Regions from separate parts of the Mus musculus genome. Here region 2 is linked to region 1. A link is a loop called in an ENCODE intact Hi-C map of the cell type or tissue named here. Cell type or tissue: left cerebral cortex. All regions are shown on one strand.

Region 1 (8,000 bases):
GGACCCAGACACTTGGAGCAGATGGATGCGAGGCTGCTGGAAGGATCCGTAGACTGCAAAGTTAGAGCGGCCAAGTGGACTCCTTCAACCCTACAAATAACGTTGCGAAGATGACTTCTACATTTTCTTTTTAAGTGTCTTCTCAGACCTCTTCTCTAGCCCTCTGTCATCTAAAACAGACGTTGTCCGCACTCCAGCCTTGCACTTTTCAGCATTTAAAAAATTTTTGGGGGGGGGTGGGGTGGGGTGCAAATGCTTTGTTGAAGTAAAAGATAAATCCAGGAAAACACACAAATCCCTAAATTTGTGTAAGAAACAAACATGACAGGTGGCCAGAAACTTGCTGCTGAAAGCTGACTGTCCATCCCAGGGCAACACTATTCTGCCTAGAAGTGCTGTAGACTTTTTTCTTTAGCTTCAGAGCTGGAGCCACTGGGTGTGTGTTCTTGCTTTCCTCAATTTCATTCTCTCTTTCTGTGGCGCACACAGGATGGCTGTTGCGTGCTGAGTAATATTTACGCTGTATTATTCTAAACAACTCCTGCATTCAGTTCACCCTTGCAGCTCTGTAGGTACTTCTCTGTTCTTCATGAAACAAGTCTGGGCACCAAGGGTTTAAAAAAAAATAACCTCCAGGAGAAATCTGCAAGAATACACTGAGTTGTGCTAAAATTCCCCAATTGACAACTGTGTAACAATAAGTACAAAACTCACAAACATCTTTGAAACATCATATTTGTTTTTATTTAATTAAAATGTACAATGCTCATTTTCTTTCTTTTAGCCACCTTCAACGAGAGCCCAGAGAGTGTGGTCCTGCTCTCGGAACGGAAACTGTGAAAACAGAGAGCTAAATTAAATTAGAAAACCCTGGTCTTGGCAGGGCCAAATTTCCCTTCCTTCCTATTTTCCCATCCCACAATCTATCACCTGGAGTAATTAAGACCAGGGACGTATCATCTTCACTGGATTAACCTTAACTAAATCGTGTTCATTCAACATGTGCCCTTTTGATTAGTCCGAGCGGGGCCTGCTGTCTGGAATACACCCACCTTGTAATTCTACACAGTTAATTAATTTCAGATGAATAGTGAGAGGGCTAAGCTAAATTCTCCTATTAATAAACTCTATGTCCGTATGTGTGGCAGAGTAGTCCGAGCATTCCCCTTTATTTCCTTGCCTTGGAAGGCTAAACTGAGATTAGAGGTGGGGGTGACCAACACACAACCCATACACACAGCTGTGATTGTGCAAGGTTGGTGAGCGGGGTCTCTGAACCACTTTGTTATCATAAAGAACAGAACTTAAGGACTATTGGCAGCACACTCTTGCCCTGCCAAGCGGAATTTAGAGTGTCCTCTACCTGGACCCTGGTATTTAATTTTTATTGGCACCTATTTCCGGTTCTGTGTATAGATTTTTGGTTATGAAAGTGCAATATTAATGTGACTATCTTTCTGCTCTCATATACCCTCCTCAGAAGCAAAATATCATTAATGGTCTGAAGGCTTTTCTGATAAATGGTTTGGAGTTATTTGTTTAATCTTCAAATTTAACAGCCCTCAAAAATATAATAAAAAGTTGCCCCCATGGGTATCTCTGACAGCAAAGAAAATTATTATTTTCCTTAGAATAAAACAAATCTCAATAAGCTATAATTTATCTTCTATTAGAAAGTCATAGATCTAGATTTACTCCTTCAAGCCAGAAAATTTATGTATCTACTTTTTAGTGATTTAAAACTACCAGTGACCTGCATAATTGTACGTAAAGTTTCCTAGTAGCATTTACAGACTATAAGTCAATTCTACAGGGTCATTTACATTTAGGGAGTTTCAGATACTGATATTTAGGGAATAAAAACTAATATGACTGTTAGCTTAGTGTGTTGGCTTAGAAGGAGTAAGAATTGCATAGAACTAAATGCCTGTATTGACATAACCTAATTTATATCTTTTAATAGAGTTTTAAAAGGTCTCTGAATTTTTGGGTAGAAAATCATTTAAGAAACCATATAGACAACTCACCAATATCTTCCGAGATTAAGACCAATATATTCTAATTTTATTTCCTAGATTTTGTTCCAAAATGACTTTGTAAGAAGTACTTATGTGACTGTCAGAATTCTGCAACTTTGGAATATTTAACACCAAAATTTGTGTGCTCTATTTTCAACAGCCACGAACTTCCTAGCTATTAAAATGTTCCTACAAGTTAAGTAAGGAGAATAATCCTTACTAATTCACCGTTAAATCAACAGATTGTAGACTTTACAGATTGTTTTGCTAATTGCTTATTTGTGAAAATTCTCAAAATAGCGAAGGCATTTGATTGAGTGCAAATATTAAATAATTAGGACTGATGACATGTATGCTGATAGACACATCCTTTTCCTGGGCCATCGGGGGATGCCTGGTCAGGATTGCATTTAGTCCTCCAATGCGAGGCTGGGCTCACAGGCGTTTTCACTCAGGAAACCGTATTCCTGTCCACCTCCCCTAAAACCAGATCCTTCATTTGACCCTTTAGAAGAACACAAACCCCAGTAATTTGAATCAGCCCACACCTGCACCAGCTTCCAAAATATCCTAATATATACAGCACATCTCACTCCGGAGCACTCCACGGCGGCTCAAAAGGACAATTTATTCCCTTAAGGAACAAAACCCTGACAACGCTGTTTGTTTTCTTTGGGCTTCCAGGAAAGCTAAGATAGTGCCCTGAAAGGGAAGCTGTGCTTGCCCTTTTGTGATTCAGATTTACTATGCAAATCAATACCTCCCCCCCCCCCCCCACGCGATTGAATGAAGTATTCACTCAGTGGGACTTAGCCTTCCTTTACCTTGGTTCTGTTTTGCCGGTTTTGTTGCACAAGCACAAACCTTAGAGTGTTGTTTACGATGCTGTTTGCGGCATCAGCAAGAGTTCCCTTAGAGGGAAAGTCACCGTACACACAGTTTGCTGTAAGGAAATCTTTTAGCTTAATTTTGCACTTTGAACAAACAAACAAACAAAAAAAGAAAGGTCCCGAAACAGTCTGCGCAGTGCCCAGCCGTGTCCAGCGCTCTCATCACCAGCGTTTAACTGTCATGTGCCTCTTACTTGTGTTGACCTTTTAAAATGAGACTTACGCCAATAAATTCACGTTCTTGCTCTTGCTTACGACCAGCTTCCGGGTCCTGCCAGGTCTGCAGAAAGGAATGGTTTGGATAGCCCTTCGCTACACTATGAAGCAGTTAGTTCATCACTTGGTGTTAGCCTCGTTCTTTGGGCTGTACCCTCTCCAGGCCAGGCAAAGGGGTCTCTGCTCTAATGCGGGTCGCCTGGGCCAGTTTGATCTCCAGCGATCGGAATGTCCTATCCTCCTCTACTGCTGGGAGCCTGTCTGAAATTGTCTGAAGCCAGTGGTATTTCCGCGCAGAAGGAAAGGCGAGCAGGCGAGGTGGGTGCAGGTGCGGGGGAGAGGCTCGGCCGGCTCCCGGGGCAGCGGGGCACGGCACCCGTAGGGTGTGGAGTCCGCCTGGCGCACGTGGCTCTGGGTCGGCTGCAGGAGAGATCGGAGGCCGGGGATCTGCCGCAGTGGGTGCCTCCGGTCCGATCCCCGCTCCCAGCACCTCGCGGGCTGGGAGGGAAGGGGGTGAGGGGACGCTCGGGCTCGGCGGGGGTTGGGGGAACTCTGGCCTGGAGGCTGAGGGCGACAGAGATGCACCGGGCGCCGGCGGACGAAGGCGGTGAAACTCGTGCTGGAGGCAGTCACCGACTCTAGGGTCGGGCCCCGCTGCTCAGCGCTTTCCCAGAGGCAGAGAAGGGACCCCGGGCCCTGGGGCGGGGGTGGTACAAGGTTCTGTGGCGGACGAGGGCTGTTCCCAGTGTTTGTACAGCTGGGATCTCGGCCACCCCCCGGGGTGACCCGAGTGGCACCGGCGGGGGTGGGTAAAGGGAGGGAGAGAGAGAAGGGTAGGTGACCAAGAGGTGGTGAGTAGTGCGGTCCAGGCTTGGGGTGGAAGGTACGGATGGTTGAGGTCACTGGTTGTCGCTCTCAGGGCAGACCTAACAGGGGAAGCGCGCTCGGTTCCCTTCTCCCAGTTTTTCTGCAAGCCCTCCGGCTGAGGACCCGAGGTAGTGGTGTTCCCACGGTTTCTGGCCGCTGGGCAGTTTCTTTGCGCCCAGCCGCCTGCCCCGGGCTCCACCTCTTGGTAGCCTGGGGCTCACAAAATTCAGGACACCGTCATCCGTTCTGCAGTCTCGCTGTCAGGCTCCACGTTGGAGTGGCTCGGAGACTGGTCGCCCTGACCCTGCGCTGGGCGAGCCAAGCCTCCTGCAGACCCTGTGCGAGCAGACTAGGTTTGTGATTCCTCAAACCAGGCCTGACAGTCTACCCAGGCGCGGCTGGGCTAGGTCAACCACAGCCTCTTTGAGGAACAAGCAGCGAGGCCCACAGTGTGGTGGGCGGCCAGAATCATCCCGAACTGTTTTCAGACCTAGGGCCTCTCAACTCGGTGTCCACCCCATCCTCTGCTATGTTACCGCCGGTGGGCACACTCGCCTGTACAGGGAAGGACCTGTGAGTGGAGAGGCCGCCCTCCTTGGGGTCTCCTCTGTCTGTCACATCTGTATTTATTTAGAGCTCAGCTGGTGGTCCTTGGTTTCAGGAATGCCAATTGTGGGCCTAGTCCACGACTACTTGAGATTTGTGTTGATTAGTGAGCTAGTCCTAAAGGTTGTGCTGTGGAAATTTCCCCAACCTTCCTGCTAACCTAGGCCCCCAGTGATTCCCACGGCAGCAGATTGCTGAATGTGTCCGAGAACAGAGAATTTAGCTTCGAGAACATTCTGTGTGTATGGGCACTGACCATTGCCCTTGTGTTCATAAATAATACAGACCAGATCTCTGAGATCCCCTCGCTGAGTCAGAGAAGGTGATCCGTGCAGTCTAGCACTGGGTAGTGTACCTTTCTCTGTGTGAAACTAAGACATATGTATTGCTACAAGTCTATAACAGTACATACAGCATAAAAATGCAGAAGCAACCTGCACTGGAGAGCAGACCCTCCCAGAAAAGCTAATTAAAAGTTCATCAGCGAAAAGCAAGCTCACTTCCAAATTTCGACGCTCCTGGGGTGGCGGGGAAGACTGAACATTTTTTATTTTATTTTATAAGGCTCAAAAAATTTGGTCTGATTTTTGCCTTTGGACTTGGTATAATTAAGGGTGAAAATAAGAGCCCTCTGTATTTTCCTTGCTTATGGAGAAAAGTTATTTTAGTAATCAGGGAAAGAGGAACCATGGGCTGAATCAGCAAAAATGCGGCACTGGGCCAGTTCAGCTCAATAATACTGGTATGTGTAATGTACACACGCTATGTACCTCTGTGGAAATAATCAAAGATATATATTGGAATTTTCGTGGTATAAGCCATGCCTGTGAAGCCCCTTGGTAGCCGAGAAGCCAGGGTGACTGAGAGTCATGTCTTCTGATACATGAAAACGTGTTCTGAACACACAACAAGTGTTTGATCCCACAACTGCATTTAATGTGGAAACAAACAAGAAACACAACTCTCAACACAAAGTAGTTTGTCTTTTCCAAGTGGTCATGCTGCAAACTGTTCAAACAGAGTCTCCGCTGTGTTTGTGTGACAAGAGTTCAAGGTGGCTCTAGTGGATAGAATCTTTACTTTTTAAATTTTTGCATCAATAAAATTGTTTCTCGATCTTGTTCTCTTGCTTCTTGCTTCCCTCTTATTGTTCCCTCTTGGTCTCTTCCCTTCCCCCTTCCCTTCCCCCTTCCCTTAAAATAAAATAAAATAAAATAAAATAAAATAAAATAAAATTGTTTCTCCAAAATGTCTCCTTACAAGGCTCCTGATAGACCCCATTAGAACTCTGCTGAGCGGCTGAGCATGCAGCCCGCATTGGCGTGAGAGAAATATGTGTATTTTAAACTTGCTTGGAGGAAGCGACTTGTTTGGAATGTTGCTTCTAGTTCTTCAAGGGTTGACCTGAGTTTGAAAACCCTGTGAAACAAAAGTGTACACAGTATCTTTAGGCACAGAGCCTTAGTATTTCTGGGAATCCTCTCCACTGTTCTAGTTCCTACAGGAGAGTTGCAATGGGTGTGTCTTTTTAAAAACCTAGCACACTGCATGGAGAAGCAGCCTAAAGCGTCTGCTTCATCTGTCTCTTCGATCACGTCAAAACTTCAATTAATCACCAAGTATGAGCTTGGGGCTTAAATCATTTAGGGTACAGATGATTTTAAGTTGTTTCAGCATAACGCAAAAAAAAAAAAAAATCATCAGAATATGAAGTGAAAGATTTAGTCTGTCACCCAGCTTCCAGATGTTTGGTACTATGTAGACAAACCATCAGAATGACTGGATTTTTTTTCTCTCTCTTCCCAATCCAGATGCCTGGTAGTTCCATAAGGAAAAGTAGTTTCCTTTCTCTGAGCGCCACATGCTCTCGTGGGTATCCCACACAGGGCATCATTTACTCTTCTTCAGCTCCGAAACGCCAGGCCTTTGGTATGCAGCAGAGTGGTCAGGAAGGCTGAGGGTTTTAGAATGGAATCGTGAAAGGAAAAGAACTTTGTTCAGAGGGAGAACGGTGTCCCTAACAGGACACCGTTTCCCAAAACTCCGCCTGTGGCATCTCATAATCTTAAATGGATGAAGCACAGCATCAGGCAGCTGTTTGTGTGGTTTGCATTTCCCTGGGATGCCACAGTCCTGCCTCTTCCCTCCTTCATCCTTTGTGGACCATGGATACAGCATTAAAACCATACATGGACATTATGTGGACAGAGCAGGTATAAATATGCATTAAGGGTGTGTGTGAGAGAGAGAGAGACAGAGAGACAGAGAGAAAGATAGAGACATAGACACACACACATGTATACAGTGAGAGGTGAGGAGGGAGAGGGAAAGAGAGAAAAAGAGAATAATCAGAGAAAAAGAGGCTATAAGTTTGAGAGTTAGGGAAGGGGCATATGTGGGAGGATTGCCAGGAGGAAAGGGAAGGGAGAATGATGTAATTATATTTTAATTTCAAAAACTAAACTAAAAAAGAGAAACCTATTAAAAATCAAAGCCTTCTGAGGACTGGAACTCTGGGTGGGAGCAGGGTTTCTGTCTGAAAGTAGGCAGCAGTTTGGTGACTAAGGCACAGACAAGCAGGCTTCACATAGAGGTGAGCGTGTCTTACAGAGTTGCTAAGCTGGAGCGTGACCACAGGCAGCAGCAACATTGTGTTCCTTTCTCCACAGTCCTAGAGATGGAAGAGCAGGCTGATGGAGAGGCTTCCACGCAACAGCAGATGAATCGAAGCAGAGTGGAGTCCAGGCTGCTTGGCAGCCTCAGCTCTCCCTGTAGAGAGACGCTGCTTAGATAACGAAGGCTAAATAGTTATAAAACCCAGCCCTTGACAGTTGCTGAAAGAAAAGCATACCTTGTCCTACAGCTATGGTTCTGAGCCTTGGATAATAAGAGGCAACATTTTATATTGGCCCCAACCAATTTTTCAAAAATAGTTTACAGGGAACTAGTAGAATTTCATGGGTACACATTTCGAATAGTTAGGAGGTGGGAGAGTCAAATAGGAATCTTTAGCACCATATAAAACAGTATCCCTTTTATTTTTTTCTGGATTGCTATAATTGAATATTTTAATGGCTCTCTCTCTCTCTCTCTCTCTCTCTCTCTCTCTCTCTCTCTGTGTGTGTGTGTGTGTGTGTGTGTGTGTGTGTGTGTGTGTGTGTGTGTGTGTGTGCTTCGTGAGACTGAATGCTAAAGTGTCAGAACTGAGTCCATGAGCCAGCACAGAGACAAGGTGGTGCTTGGTACCAAGCCTGGTTCCGAGTTAGATCCCAGAGTCCACATGGTGAGAGGAGGGAATTGACTCTGTTTGCCTCTGGCCTCTGGACGCTACAGCATCCCCTGCCCCACACAATGGAATAAACATTTAAAATAAATAAATAAAAGGACAGAACTGGAGCAGACC
Region 2 (8,000 bases), 110 kb before region 1:
CAAGAGGGTACAAAGGTATAGCCTCTGGAACCAGAACTGGTTATGTTCATCCAACCGTCTGAGTCGTGGGCAAAGAAATTCTTGATAAAAATTTCGAGAGAAGAGTCTTTCTGAGTTTATGAACAAAACAGAAAGTGTCGGTTTTATCGGAAAGGAAAAGTCCCCCTAGGAGCCCAAATCTGCCTCCACCCCTCCATCCCTATCTGCCCAGGGCTGCTACCCTTGAAGTCCCGCCCAGTTATTGCTACTGCGAATCAATACTGAGAAAAGCCTTAACTGTCTCCTCACTGCGTCTTGTCTGCTTTGGATTTGTCTGGACCGGCATGGACTTATTGGGCAAAAGGGGGCTAAAACCCCAGGCCGAAAACAATACTGTAGACTTATTTACAGCTAGAGGGGCAATCGAAGGGAGTCCCTGGGCTGCCGGTGGGAGTCAGTGCACCCACTTTAGCAAGGACAACACAGGCGTGCCGCTGACCGTCCACTCTCTTTTTCCTCCACTGTATCTGGTGTAGGTTGCCGAACTCAGAGACCTTTCCGCCACCGTTAGCCTCTGGGAACATAGGTCTCAGCCACTGCTACTGGTCCTGAGACTCAGCCCACAGTATCATTTCCAGTTCTAGTGACTTCGACCATGCTGAGGAGTCAAAACGTCCCAATTTCCCTTCCAGACTCCACAAGTCCAAACTCATTTAGTACCTCTGCACGCACGCGTTCTCGCCTTCCACAAGCCCAGAGGTGTGTGTTGGGGGTGGGGGTGGGGGGGAAGTCAGGCGCGGGGCTGGGGGTGGGGCGCTCCGGGAGGTGGCTATGGGGAAGCGGAAGTCTGAGAGCTCTGCCGAGAAAAGGGACTGAGGTCTCACGGGAGGAGGTTTCAGAGTTTTCAGTCCTATGCCTTCACCTTGCCGGAGACACACTGAGAAAAGGTCGCTCCAGGTTTCCAGTACTCTGCCCGGTACCCAGACCTTCCCACCCGGAGTATTCAGTCCCTGTAAGGGAAATCAGACGTCGGTACACGCGAGACCACCGGGCCTCGGGGCATATATCCATATATTTATGGTTTCTAATTTTATTATAAAATAAAAGCAGAAATATCTCCCGACGAACATTCACATGAGGGCGTAAAATGGAACAGGCAAGTCTGCGGCTGCGGAGGCACTCTGGGCTGGGAGCACGGAGGTCACAGTCCCAGGAGGAAGAGAAGAACCAGCGAGGTGGGGAAGAGGGAGAGAGAGAGAGAGAGAGAGAGAGAGAGAGAGAGAGAGAGAGAGAGAGAGAGAGAGAGAGAGAGAGAGAAATGAGAATTCAGGTGCTTCTGGGGTGCAGCCTTTCTTGCTCATTTGTTAGTCAGAAGCTGGCACCTTAGGCTCACACTGAGAGGAGGGAGATGTCTTTGAGGACCGAAGACCCAGAATGTCTACCTCCGTTCACATCACGTCGGACTCTTAGAAAGTTGAGAAAGGAACTCAAATAGATGACACCAGAAGGAAGAAAGACTGGGGATACAATGTGAGAAATGAGAGAGAGAGAGAGAGAGAGAGAGAGAGAGAGAGAGAGAGAGAGAGAGAGAGAGATATTTATAAAGGAGGGAAAGAGAAAACGTAAAGCGGGGAGAGAGAAAAAAATGAAATAAACTCGAAAGGAAAGTAGAGGAAAGAAAAAGGAGAGAGAAAGGAGAAGAGATTTTTTAAAAATCGGGGTGGTGGTGGCTTATAATTTATTCCCTTGCCTAGTTCAAGACTCGGTCTCTGGCCTCCAAAGGATCTCAAAAGCAACTTGTTGAAAATGAATCCCCAAAGGATACCGAGCAGACCATTGTCCACTTTGTCCCGCCGCCGGTTCTGCCGCTCCAGCGTGGCAGGGCAGTCTTCCAGTACGCGGCACAGACTCCAGAATCTATCGCCCTCCCACACCGCTTCATCAAGCACGGAAAGCAAGCGCCCGGAGGCGAACAGAGCTCTAGGAGCCCAGGTCCACAAGGTTGGCCGACATGGGGTTGAGTATGGAGTCCTGCAGGCTGTGGTGATGCTGCAGTGGGTCCGCGCCGCCTCCACCGGGCACTGGTACGGGTACTGCGCTCGGGCCCGGAGGGTGGCCCAGGCTGTGCAGGGAAGGCAGCCCAGGGGGCGGCGGCGGGCTGAGCAACAGAGCGGGACTGGACGACGAGTGGTCTGGAGTCCCCGACGGCGTCTTCTCATCCTCGGAACTGCCTAGCACCGACTTGCCACTGCCATTGAGCGAGGAAGCCAGCGGGTTGTGGCTGCTGGAATTGGAGTTCTCGCTGTTCTCCCTGCAAGCGCAGGAGGAAAGGAGCGGGGTCAGGGGGAACCAGGGCCACTCTGCGCTGACCCTCAGGATGCCAGCACCTGGGGCCCCGCTGCGGTTGCTAAAGGGTGTTTGCTGTTTCTACCATTCCCACACTTGACTTCTTGTTCTTAATTGCGTTCTCAAACCCTCAACACTAGTTTTCGCTTGTCCCTCTCCCTGTATCAGCCCATGTCCTTAATGTCATGACTACCTTTCCTGTTCCCAGTATTTCCTGTCCTGTCTCCCACCCCATTCCTTAAGAGAGCTGCGGCACCAAAGTGGGGAGCCTGGAGTTGGGAGAAGTGAGGGAAAATACCGTACAAACGAGCTTTGCTGGGTAGAAGTGGGGAATAGAAGCTTCAGATACAGCGAGCCCAGGCTGAGGGGCCCACTTCGACTTGGGTGAGCACAGGCCTAGTTTCCCTTTGCCTTTCTCTGCGCGAGGGAAACCCCTCCCTACTGAGACTATGATCCCTAATTCCAAGCTGAGCAGGAGCTCATTTGACTGGGCAGAAAGATGGGGCTTTGAGAATGGAGGACTCCTTTTCCCTAGGGGAGAAGGTAGAAGGAAGGGCAGGGTGCTGAGAGCTGGCTCAGATCGTAGGCAGAAACAAGGAGGCACAATCTGTAGCTCTCACCTGGGGCCTAGTCAGGAACCCCAGCCCTTATGGAGCCTGACAGAGGAGAACCCATCGCAGATGAATCCACCTCTTGCCTGCTTTTGCGGACAGTCCCTGACCAGATATGGGTATTTGAAATCCTGGGTAAAACCTATTAGTGGATTCCTAACGGCCATTCTTTCAGATTTCTTGGGGTGGGGGGTGGGGGAATGAGCAAGACATCATCGCCATTCAAAGTCAAACTTGGGGATTTCAAATACCCAGGTCCAGTCTGCAGCTTGCTCTTCTGCCCCTACTGTTCGATACCCTGACCCTGGATCCTTCAAACGGTGTTCAACACATCCACATCACCTAACCCAGGTGTCTTGTTTTGCTGTTCCCCAAGGAGAAATCCGTTCCCATAATCCGTTTCTCTCCGATCTCGATCCCCTAGTTTCCTTGTCCAGATTTAAGCCCAAAGCGGGTTACAGACAGTTACAGGGGTGTCTGTAGCTTAGGTTAGTTTGGAAAGTCTTAGATTCCGATAGAAAAGAAAGCTCCCAGTCTTTCGGCAGATCCCAGTTTACCTCGCACACCCGACTTGCCCATCAAAGAGAGCAGAACCTAAGGAGAGCGAGGTCTTCAAGGGTCTGGCAAGTTCAGGAAAGGCAGGCTGGATTGCCTTCTCTTCCTCAGCAGACATTTCCCCCGGAGGCCTTACATCTTTGGGTCCTTTCTACGCGGGATAACTCCCAACTCTCTTGTGCCCAGCTCTTATGCCCAGACAAGGAATAGGTCTACCTTGCATAGATATTGCAGTCATTACCCAGATAATACTAGGGAGATTCCAACCCCTGCCCTGACCCCTAAAAATCTCTTTGACCTGGAGGTGACGTCCTAAACCCCCTGATCCCCGACGCCCTTGGTTGTTCGAAGATCAGGCCCTAAGCCTACGCTTACCTCGCAGGGAATTCAGGCCCACAGCCCTGCCCTCTCTGAAACTCGCCGTTTTTCCAGTTTAGTCCACAAGCGACTGAGGAATTAGTTACTGAACTTACGCACCGCTTTGCCCGCTTTAGACAAATTCCGGGTCGCTCAGCCTCCAGAAAAGACCTAAGCGCTGTTTTGAGCCAGCCTGAGCTGCGGCCGAGCTTGGTACCCGGGGTCCGGGTGCGATTTAGTCCTGTCCAGGAGCTCCCCATCCTCCCGCACCCGTTTCTCCCAGGACCAGGGAAGCCGGCGCAGATGCTCACTTACTCGTACCTTTCCTTGGCCTCGGCCGCCCTGTCGCGCTGCCGCCGGTTCTTGAACCAGTTGCTGACTTGCGTGGTGGTGAGGCCGGTGGCCTCGGCCAGCTCGCGCTTCTCTCGTGGCGACGGGTAGGGGTTGTGAGCGTACCACTCGCGCAGCACGCTGCGGCTCTTCTCCTTGAAGCAGTAGCTGGTCTCCTCGCCGTCCCAGATGGAGCGGGGCAGCGGGAACTTGCGCCGCACGCGGTACTTGCCCACGGCGCCCAGCGGCCGGCCGCGCAGCTTCTCCGCCTCGATGTAGTGCGCCTTGAGCCACAACTGCTGCAGCTTGGCGTGGTTGTGCGGCGAGAACTGGTGGCTCTCCAGGATTTTGTAGAGCTCGCGGAAGTTGCCCCGGTGGAAGGCCACCACGGCCTTGGCCTTGAGCACGCTTTCATTCTTGTGGAGGTGCTCGCAGGCGGGCAGCGACCACAGGAAGCGACCCAGCCGCTCGATGTTGCCGCCCTGCTGCAGCACCTCGCACACGCACGCCACTTGCTCCTGCGTGAAGCCGAAGGTGGGCAGCATGGACATGGTGGCGGCTGCGCGCCCGCCCGCCCGCGCGCGCCCTCACCGCGCTTCGCGGCCCCGCATGGGCGCCTCCCCGCCGGCCCCGGCCGGCCGACAGGCGGGCGGGGCCCCCTGGCCAGGCGCCGGCTCCCGAGCGACTCCTGAGTCACAACGATCCGTCCTCGCTCCCGCCGCCGGCCCCGCGCAGCTCCGCGCCCCCGCCGCCCGCGCGCCTCGCCCGCGCCCAAGCCCGGAGGCCGCCCGGGGCGCCGCTCCGCATGCTCCGCGCCCGCCCGCCGCTCGCTCGCCGGCTCCTCGCTCGTTCGCTCTCCCTCCCGTCTAGCTCGCTTGCAGCTTTTTTAATAATATTATTCTAAGCGGGCATGAGGCGCGGCGGCCCGCGCCCTGATTGGTCGGGTTATCTGACCCGGGGCCTGCCCGCGCCAGACAATAGTCGAGTCAAATTATTCGCCATGGAGACGCTGTCAGTCACCGGTAACCCGAGCCCCGGCGGCCCGGGCGGCTCCCACCCCCGCCCCCCTCGGCCAGCTCCGCTGACAGATCGCCCCGGCTCTGCACAGAGCGGAGGTTGGCCGAGACGGGAGCCCCAGGCACTCCCAGAGCCCGGGAGGCGGAGAGGAGCCGGGCTGGGGCCCCGAGACGGCGGTGATTGACGGGGCGGACGCCCAAAGAGCAGAGGAGGAGGAGGACCCCGAAGGAGGGGGCTGGGTGGGGGCCCTCGAAGAAAAGAGGAGGACCGAAGTGGGGAAGGAAGGGAGTAGAAGGGAAGGCGGAGGACCGTTTAAGGGGGTGCCTTTCAGGAAAGGAAAAGAGGGGGACAGAAGGAGCCTTCAAGAGAAAAAGTGTGAGACACCCCTCCCTTTTTTTTTAAATAAGAGGCGTCGCAACAGCCTCACCCAGGCTTCGCCAGGTGCTCCAGCTCCGGCTGGGTCACTGCGTCGCTCGGAAGGTCGCAGCTGACAGGCAGAGACACTAACCCAGGAGGAGGTCAGTGGGATGGAGAGTTTGGATTCTCTTAGGGGGCCTCTGAAAGGCTTGGCTTTTCTAGCTGACAACACCCCACCCCCATGCAAGAAACCCGGGACCCGAGATGTCTATCCCCTAGGGAAAGGGGGAGGAGGTGGGGAGAGAAGTCAGAGATTTGGCAGTGGCCGCAGCTGGACGCCTGAGAATCAACTTCCCGGAGGATCCCGCCTTTCCTTCCTTTCGCAGCAGGCTGCTTGCCCCGCGGCCGGTACCGCCCCCACTCGGCGCGATCTGCTCCTCGCCAGGCGGGGACTCAGACTTAACCCCACGGGGCCCAGGACCCGAGAAACTCCCGGCAGTCTCGTGTGGCCTTTACGGAAGTTGAATCTTGCAAGGGCGGCGACACAAAACAGGGGAGCCCGCATAGACCCGCAGACTGCCCCGGGGAGCCCAGGGCAGCGTGTGTAGGGTAATTGTCGCACTTCCCGGGGTGGGGGTGAGGTGCACAGAAGAGACTGGATTTACCAGCTTCCTGTCTCCCTACTTCTGGGCTCGGGTTCCTGGTCTCTTCTGCCTGAGAACCCAGCGCTAAGTTCCGGCAAGATTGGCCTTAGAAAGTGGGTAGGAGGAGCCCTGCTTTTTGTTTCTTTGTCAGAACTCCCCCAGAACATACGAAGTGCTGGTCCTTTGGAAAAATCCAAGCAATAGAAGGTTAGGGGTGCACTGGAGGGGTGGGGTCAGGGACATCCCTGAAGTTTCCAGAGTTTGAAAGGCCCACGGCTTATTTCTTGGCAAGGCTTGTCCTTTGGGCATCCATTCCGCCCTTTCCCACCCAGCTGCAAGCTCCTAGTGACATTCAATGCCAAGATCCAAGGAGGCACAGACCATGCTAAAACCTCTAGACCTCGTTTTGTTAACAACCCTGTCAGCTTTCTAAGGCGATGGAGAGGCAGATATTGAAAATGGAGTCCCGAGCCTAAGCGTTGGTTTCTGGTTGCTGGTTGTTTATGGGTAAGGTACATATTTATTTATTTAAGGATCCAGCATCATTTCCCAAACTTCCCCTCTGCTCCAGAATGCCACAAGTCTTTCTGTGATGATGTAAGCATGGGAGAGATGAGCACTGTGGCTTTCCCTAAGACTTTAGCTCTGGGAGCCCTGTCCTTTATCTTGAGTTGAAAACAGAAGACTGCCTAAGTTGGTGCTAAGCCAGCACCTGAACAAGTTACTGCAGAAATCCAGATGTCATCTTTGTGGACTTCCTCTGTGGGTAGGGCAGACTCTAGTGTGTTCAGGCTGCCCTGTTTGACATGGATGCCCTTTAGTGAGCTCTGAGGATTCCAGGGGACCTGGGAAATATATTACCCAGACTGCCCGGAGGTTCTAGAGCACAGCTTGCTGCTAAGAGTGACCAGAGTTTAAAGGATTCAGCCGACCAGAAGATCCCAGCTCTGGTCACAGCCACCACAGTTTGTTTGTTTTGTTTTTGTTTGATAAAAGAAGGCCAGAGAAGGAAAGACATCCATTGGTTGGGTGCTAGACCAGTTAGTCACTTCCTGGTGTAAGACTCTGGGCCCATTTCCCGGTTAGCTGGGGCCTCAGTGCTCTCCCCAGCCCCTCTCAGTGCTGGCCTGCAGTAGGTTTGAGAGTATTAACATCACAAAGATGATCTCTCATGTCATCAAACCTGCCCCTCCATGAGCCTTTGAGGCTTTAAGTTGATGGACTGGGTCCTGCCAATGCTGACAGTAGGCAGATTTTCTGAATCCCAGAGCTCCACAATTCTGGACATCCCCGTGCTGCCTCCCTTGTGGTCCCCAGGCCACCAATCCTGCCTAGGGCCTCCAGGCAGCACTCAGCAGCAGGCAGAGCAGAGCAGAGCAGAGCAGAGCAGAGCAGAGCAGAGCAGAGCAGAGCAGAGCAGAGCAGAGCAGAGCAGAGGAGGGACCTGCCACCCAGGGTGCCCGATGAAAAGTCATTACCCAGCAAGCATAGACAAACTGTAGCCCCGTTACCCAAAGCGGGAGTGTGATATGATACTACCTATCCCTTCCTTCCTCTGTCACAAACCAGTTCTAGCAGGTTTGGGCCAGAACCTCTTGGCAGCAGGGGGCCGGCTGGATGCCTGCCCTAAAAAGGTTAGAATCTCAGCTAGGGTCCCTTCACACACAGCAGTCTCTGGCCCCTCCTTCCCAGAATTTGCACCAGGACAGAGCATAGGCTGTCTGGGTAGGGATTTGATAGACAGCAGCGTGACACTCAGACAAGCTCTGCACTCCGTTCCAGCGCATTGAGCAGCTGCTTAAGA

Evidence for each region. Hi-C counts contacts between places; a loop is a spot of excess contacts. Peaks named below come from ENCODE experiments on the same cell type or tissue, not always from the same donor. Only the 100,000 strongest peaks of a DNase experiment are listed, where the experiment ranks them.
Region 2: a loop joins it to region 1, with 5 times the contacts of the local background. A loop is called at or near these places in 11 of 42 quality-filtered maps.

The regions. Positions count from the first base shown.
Region 1 is chr17:85,796,659-85,804,658 of GRCm38, forward strand. It overlaps Gm29418 (a long non-coding RNA gene), which reads right to left and starts at 3,076. Exons shown (of 3, transcript XR_877082.3): 1 at 2,843-3,076; 2 at 1-90. Gm4718 (a long non-coding RNA gene) reads left to right here and starts at 3,066. Exons shown (of 3, transcript XR_003952252.1): 1 at 3,066-3,442. In left cerebral cortex, no CTCF peak of the experiment used is centred here; a DNase peak (open chromatin) is centred at 3,207; H3K4me3 peaks cover 612 bases.
Region 2 is chr17:85,683,224-85,691,223 of GRCm38, forward strand. Six2 (sine oculis-related homeobox 2) reads right to left here and starts at 5,031. Exons shown (of 2, transcript NM_011380.2): 1 at 4,170-5,031; 2 at 1,045-2,290. The coding sequence starts at 4,729. The coding sequence ends at 1,960. CJ186046Rik (a long non-coding RNA gene) reads left to right here and starts at 5,271. Exons shown (of 9, transcript XR_001782258.2): 1 at 5,271-8,000. In left cerebral cortex, no CTCF peak of the experiment used is centred here; no DNase peak of the experiment used is centred here; H3K4me3 peaks cover 469 bases.